Linked DNA regions of Homo sapiens: region 1 is linked to region 2. The links are chromatin contacts, found by Hi-C or POLR2A ChIA-PET in ENCODE. All regions are on one chromosome and are shown on one strand. Each heading gives the region's core, a stretch centred on a gene start or an enhancer-like site at or near the end of the contact. The rest is flanking DNA. Distances are from core to core; before and after follow the strand shown.

Evidence for each region. Hi-C counts contacts between places; a loop is a spot of excess contacts on that map. ChIA-PET counts read pairs that join two places held with the same protein, here RNA polymerase II (POLR2A).
Region 1: a map of esophagus muscularis mucosa shows a loop between it and region 2 (6-fold over the local background). The contact joins the promoter of CYP3A7 here to the enhancer-like site in region 2. A Hi-C loop is called at or near these places in 1 of 168 maps with a recorded cell type or tissue (esophagus muscularis mucosa). POLR2A ChIA-PET finds 5 or more read pairs at or near these places in 1 of 52 experiments (WTC11).

The regions. Positions count from the first base shown.
Region 1 is chr7:99,733,751-99,737,032 of GRCh38, reverse strand. CYP3A7 (cytochrome P450 family 3 subfamily A member 7) reads left to right here and starts at 1,837. Exons shown (of 13, transcript NM_000765.5): 1 at 1,837-2,010. The coding sequence starts at 1,940. It overlaps CYP3A7-CYP3A51P (CYP3A7-CYP3A51P readthrough), which reads left to right and starts at 1,837. Exons shown (of 15, transcript NM_001256497.3): 1 at 1,837-2,010. The coding sequence starts at 1,940. It also overlaps a transcript of ZSCAN25 not described here. RefSeq lists enhancers at 369-380, 1-677, 1,662-1,692 and promoters at 1,698-1,940, 1-1,940.
Region 2 is chr7:99,107,986-99,111,509 of GRCh38, reverse strand. All of the region lies in intron 1 of SMURF1 (SMAD specific E3 ubiquitin protein ligase 1), which reads left to right. Among named protein-coding and RNA genes, the nearest start is that of SMURF1, 34 kb to the left of the region's middle. RefSeq lists an enhancer at 2,141-2,643. Within about 2 kb of position 2,254, at least 10 of the 41 ENCODE cell types and tissues checked have a DNase peak (open chromatin) inside an H3K27ac peak, as active enhancers do.

The sequences.
Region 1 (3,282 bases), core at 588-3,087, 630 kb before region 2:
TTGTTGCTTTGACGCTGTCACTTCTTTTCTTAGGTACCTCTCTGTAGGGCTCCATTATTCCAGGGATTCCAGAGTTACAGCACATGCATACCTCCATCCAAGCATGTTTATTTGTCTCCTGCTTCACTAGGCTGTCCCCAAGGAACATGTGGCTCCCGGCACATACCTGGCACAACACTGCACATGACATTCACCCACTTGGCCTTGAATCTGACAAGGAATCTGGCATGATGTTCACCTGCTGAGGCCAGGTGCCGAGCAGCCCTGGAGGCTTAGGGGCCAGAGGGATGGGAAAAGGTGTCTTTCTGGGGTGAGTATCAGTTTCTGCAGGAGTGCTGAACCTGAGAAAGAATAAAGAGAGAAGGAAGTGAACAAGCACAGCTTAAACATCATCTGTTTCTACTGAGTTTTAACAACTCTGAGATTTTGTTTGTCATGGAATCCATTTCTCAGGCCAAGCAGACACAGAACTTGGGTGTGAGTGATGATAATGAGCTGATATAATTTTCACACCCTCATCACTGAGATCTCTCCCATCAGGAATGGGTCACAGGGCTCACAGGTGGCAGCAACTGTTATTACAGGCCTCATCTCTACCAGCTCCTGGCACCTGCTCTCCTCCCATTAGAAAATCCTCCACTTGTCAAAAAGGAAGCCATTTGCTTTGAATTCCAATTCCACCCTCAAGAGGCTGGGACCACCTCATTGGAGTCCTTGATGCTGTGTGACCTGCAGTGACCACTGCCCCATTGTTGCTGGCTGAGGTGGTTTGGGTCAACCTGGCCATCTGGGCAGCTGTTCTCTTCTCTTCTTTCTCCCCTACTGTTTCCAGACATGCAGTATTTCCAGAGAGAAGGGGCCACTCTTTGGCAAAGAACCTGTCTAACTTTCTATCTACGGCAGGACTTTTGAAAGCTACAGAGGAAGAAGCACAAATTGATGCTATTCCACTAAGCCATCAGCTCCATCTCATCCATGCCATGTCTCTTTTTTAGGGGTCCTCTTGCCAACAGAATCACAGAGGACAAATCTGAAAGTGCAGAGACAGCAGCTGAGGCACAGCCAAGAGCTCTGGCTGTATTAATGACCTAAGAAGATGGAGTGGTCACCAGAAAGTCAGAGGAAGTGACACACAGGGGCCCAGCAATCTCAGCCAAGTCAACTCCACCAGCCTTTCTGGTCCCCACTGTGTGTACAGCACCCTGATAGGGACCAGAGCCATGAGAGTGAGTAAGACCAGACTATGCCCTTGAGGAGCTCACCTCTGCTAAGGGAAACAGGCCTGGAAACACACAATGGTGGTAAAGAGGAAAGAAGACAATAGAACTGCATGAAGGGGATGGAAAGTGCCCAGGGGAGGAAATGGTTACTTCTGTGTGAGGGGGTTGGTGAGGAAAGACTCTAAGAGAAGGCTCTGTCTGGCTGGGTATGAAAGGATGTGTAGGAGTCTTCTAGGGGGCACAGGCACACTCCAGGCATAGGTAAAGATCTGTAGGCATGGCTTGTTGGGATGAGTTTCAAGTATTCTGGAATGAGGACAGCCATAGAGACAAGAGGAGAGTTAATAGATTTTATGCCAATGGCTCCACTTGAGTTTGTGATAAGAACCCAGAACCCTTGGACTCCCCAGTAACATTGATTGAGTTGTGTATGATTCTACATAGAATATTAACTCAATGGAGGTCAGTGAGTGGTGTGTGTGTGATTATTTGCCAACTGCCGAGGTGGAGAAGCCTCTTCCGACTGCAGGCAGAGCACGGGGGCCCTGCTACTGGCTGCAGCTCCAGCCCTGCCTCCTTCTCCAGCATATAAACAATCCAACAGCCTCACTGAATCACTGCTGTGCAGGGCAGGAAAGCTCCACACACACAGCCCAGCAAACAGCAGCACGCTGCTGAAAAAAAGACTCAGAGGAGAGAGATAAGGAAGGAAAGTAGTGATGGATCTCATCCCAAACTTGGCCGTGGAAACCTGGCTTCTCCTGGCTGTCAGCCTGATACTCCTCTATCTGTGAGTAACTGTTCAGGCTCCTCTTCTCTGTTTCCTTGGACTTGGGGTGCTAATCAGGCCTCTCTTTCCCTTATCTGTTTTGAATAGCAAAAAGGATGTTCAGGCTGGCCGTGGTGGCTCACACCTGTCATCCCAGAACTTTGGGATGCTGAGCAGGTGGACTGCCTGAGGTCAGGAGTTCAAGACCAGCCTGGCTAATATGGTGAAACCCCATCTCTACTAAAATTACAAAAATTAGCTGGGCATGGTAGTGCATAACTGTAGTCCCAGCTACTTGGGTGGCTGAGGCAGGAGAATTGCTTGAACCTGGGAGGCGGAGGTTGCAGTGAACTGAGATCATGCCACTGCACTCCAGCCTGGGTAACAGAGTGAGATTCCATCTCAAAAAAAAAAAAAGAGAAAAAAAAGAAAAAAAAAGATTTTCAAGGAGAAGTAGCTTAAGTGTTGGATGCTACAAACATATAGAGGTTATGATGGATGTTTTGCAGATCTATAAAGGAATAAATAAGCATCTCCCCCATTCATCTTTAGTGGAAAGAAGGGTTTAGGGACAGCATTGATTGAGGATAATCTAATAGACAATGGTTTGTACCCAGCTTACCAAACCAGAATTTGGATTTTACATTTTTCCCTTTAAGTTGCAGGAGAAGAGGGTGAATCTTCTCACCAGTGAGATCCTGGCATCCTAGAGCAGGTGGAGAGAAGAGTCACTCCCTACTGTGTGTACTGGAGGCTTCCCGCCTGTCACATTTTACTTCTAACTCAATTTCACAGTTATTAAGAGTAAGGAATCATGGTCACATGGAAACAGAAAATACAAACCTCGTTTTAATTCTTTCACAGAAAAGTTAGCAATTCAGTGAGTTGTGGTAACATAGTTTCCATCTACTGGCAATTTAACATGAATTGGTGTGGCTTAAATTCATCCTTTTTAAAGCCAGATTTTTTTGGAGATAGACTATTTCCAGCATGTTCCTTCTGAGTGATAAAAGAGGGCTATTAGTTCAGTATTTGTGACAATAAATGTGTATAAGATAACCTCACCTTTCCAGAATAATGTCAGGAATATGAGTCTAATGTACAAATATATATCTCTAGGACAAGACTGCATATGTCTTTTTAAAAATACTTTCCCAAGAGTTTATTTTAATACCCCCATTTCAAATACACCTGCTTAGCAGGTTATCCTAAACTCTCAGGGCTAGAAAGTAAGCAAGACTGTGAGCCAGTGATGATAGCAAAAGCATCCAGGTAGGATCAAGATGAAGTGAG
Region 2 (3,524 bases), core at 1,005-3,504:
GGTGCCATAACAGAATACCATAGACTGGGTAATTTATAAAGAAAATAAATTTATTTAAAATTAATTTAAATTGAAATTTGCTAAATAGCTCTTCATAGAGATTATTTTAGTTTATATGCCTACCAGCAATGTCTGAGAGTGGCTGTTTCTCTATACCATCATCAACACTACTTAGTATCAAATTTCTTGATCTTCACAAATTGATGGATACATGCCATCTCTTTTTGGTTTATTGGTTTTTCTCTTATGATTTTGGATAAACATCTTTTTAGGTGTCATTCGTATTTGGTTTTCCACTGAACTGCCTTTTTGTATCATTGACCTTTATTCCATTATTCTTGGCCTTTAAAATTTATTTATTAGTTATTACCACTACCTCTTGACTAGGGTAATATATTGAACTGGTTCAAAAATCAAAGTGCTATAAAAAGGAGTACTCAGTAAGTCTTGCACCTGCAGTTGGTAGCTATTTTATTAGTTTCTTATTGATCCTTCCATGGTTCTCAACATGCAAATACAAGCAAATGCTAAAATACTTGTTAACTCCCTTTTTACACAAAAGGCGGCACCCTATGTCTACCACTTGTGTATTGTTTTTGTCATGTACTATTTTCCTGGGGACCGCTCTCATCCTTTTTCATGGCTGTGTATTTACCAGAATTTACTCAGTCAGTACTGTGTTGCTGGATCACTTCGGCTTTTTCCAGGCCTTTGTTCCTCAGTGATGTGCTAAGTAGCCCCATGCATGTCATTTCTTTACATGTGCCAGTTTGTCTATGGACGACATTGCCAGAGTAAGATTGCTGAGTTAAACGGCACATGCATTTAAAAAGATATGATAGATATGGCTGGACTTCCCTACGTAGGTGTTGTAACATTTTGCATTTGTTCCAGTCTGTTTCTGCATCATCTTTTCAATAGATTGTCAAACTTGGATTTTTGCCAGTCTGATAGGTGAGAGATGGCATCTTATTGTAGGTTTAATCTGCATCTCTCTTGAGTGAGGTTGAGGGTCCTTTCATATATTCACGGGCTGTTTATGTTTATTTCCTGTGAGCTAGCTCTTGATATCTAGTTCCCTGATTCTTCCCCAAGAAAAATTCCATAAATATTTTCACAGGATTGTGTTAAATTCCTAGATTAATTTGGAAAGAACTGATTTTATGTTGCATCTTTTTATCCAAGAACTTGTTATGTTTCTCCATTTGTTCAACCCTTCATATATAAAACTTTCTTCATATGGTTTTATTTCTAAAGTTTATTTCTAGGAATTTTATCTTTTTTCACTGTTGCTTTAAATGAGATCTTTACCACATCTGTGAACTAAGATTGCCTGTAGATACAAAGGTTGTTGTTTTCAGTATTCTAATTGTGTTCCCAGTTATCTTACTGAATTATTCTTATTCTTTATAATAGTTTTTCAGTATATTTTCCTGATAATCATATCAATGAACAATGTTTCAGGACCTCATTTTTTATTTCTAGCTCTTTTTCTTATTCTGTTGAGTCATTAGTGCATCCCAACACTCTTCTACAGTACAAAGGAGTCTGTGTACTATGTACTATGTGTTGCTGGTTTGAGGGATGTCCTTGTTTGCTCTTGGCTTTGATGGAAATGTGTCTTAATGTTTGTCCATGAAGCGAGATATTAGCTTTTGAATTGAAATATGTATATTTTATCATGTGGAGAAAACATTTATATCTTTTTCTTGTATTAAGTTTAAAAAAATCATACTTGGATGTCGAATTTTATCAAATGCTTTTTCGTTATCTTTGGTGACTCACTCAGAGTCCAGTCAGAAAAACAAACTACTCCAGGCATTTCAGATGGAAGAGATTGAATATGAGGATTGGGTTATATACGAGTTCAAAGGCTGACAAAATACAAAGGAAATGGGGTACTAGGATAGTGCAGACACTGTCACTTCCAGGGCTGGGGAAAAATAAGAGATGGTGTTACCACAGTTTTGGAGCTTGGTGCAGGGCTCCTGTGGGGCTGGTCTCCAGGCCTCCGAGAGAGGCACTGCAGAACTGCTGTACAGATGTTTGAGGGTGTGGGTGCAGCTCAGTGAGTGTTTGAACCCCTAGGGAGGGTTTGTGACCTGGTGGGTGCCAAGTCAACTGAGAGGGCTCCCATCTGGTCAGCGTTTGGGAGCCAGCCAGTGAGGGAGTGAACACAGTATAGCCTGAGGACAACCTGGGGCTAAGCCCTGCGGCTTGCCGGTGTCTGTGAGGGGGTGTGGCGAGGCTGGCACTAAGAGTGACAACGGAAGATGGGGGCTGGAACCACCATCTGCTGCTGCTGGTGGCATACTGACAGAAATAGGAAACTAGGAAGGAAGTCCCTTTTTCTCTCCTGTCATCTTCCATCCTCTCTCTAGGACTTCCTGTTGGCAGAAGTTAACAGGGAGTCAGTCAACAGGGGTCTGGAAAACCTAGGTAAGTTGGTGAAACTCTAGCCCCAGCGTTATAGAGAGAGTATAGCAGAGTAGGCTTGGAGAGGAAAGAACGTGGGTAAATAACTGCACATCAGGAATCATGCTATTCCCTTAACATGTCACTTCTGGGTGTACAGAATGACTTTCAACACGATGCATTAGCTTAATATCATATTAGGAAAACTCAACCTCTTCCAAATTTCCGGTCACGCCACAAATTTGTTACTCTTGTCAATACTGAATTCCATTCTGTTATGCTCAGAAGGTTACTAAGAGCCTTCTTACTAAACTTCTTCCTTGATTTAAAGTGTGCATATTACTTTAGGCTTGCAGCTGTGTGTCTAGTGATGGAATTGAAGAAATGGCTCTGGAAAATGCTCTGCTCATCTAATGGGCAATGCTCCTGTGTCCTTTTCTTTTTTTCTTTCTTTCTTTCTTTTTTTTTTTTTTTTTTTTTTTTGAGACAGAGTTTCTCTCTATTGCCCAGGCTGGAGTGCAGTGGTGCGATCTTGGCTCACTGCAACCTTCACCTCCTGGGTTCAAGCGATCCTCCTGCCTCAGCCTCCCCAGTAGCTAGGATTACAGGCATGCACCACCACGCTCGGTTAATTTTTTTGTATTTTTAGTAGAGACGGGGTTTCACCATATTTGCCAGGCTGGTCTTGAACCCCTGACCTTAGGTAATCTGCCCGCCTCGGCCTCCCAAAGTGCTGGGATTACAAGCGTGAGCCACCATGCCTGGCTGAGAATTGCTTGAACCCAGGTGGCGGAGGTTGCAGTGAGCCAAGATCGCGCCACTGCACTCCAGCCTGGGCGACAGAGCGAGACTCCGTATCAAAACAAAATTGCAAGTCTTTAGTGCAAGGGCGTAACAGGGAATGCCTGGTATGGACCAGTTGTTAAGGCTCTGCACAGCAACAATGGCCAAGTGTTCTTTATGTTGTGAGTAGGTTGTGAATTTCATTACAGTGTGATGAGGTTTGTTCTGTTCGTGGTTTTTGCATACTTTCAAGGGATTTTCTTAAACTTGTGAGTTCAGAGATGTCTGTTATAAATGAGATTTTAAGAAGAATGACTTTTGAAAGG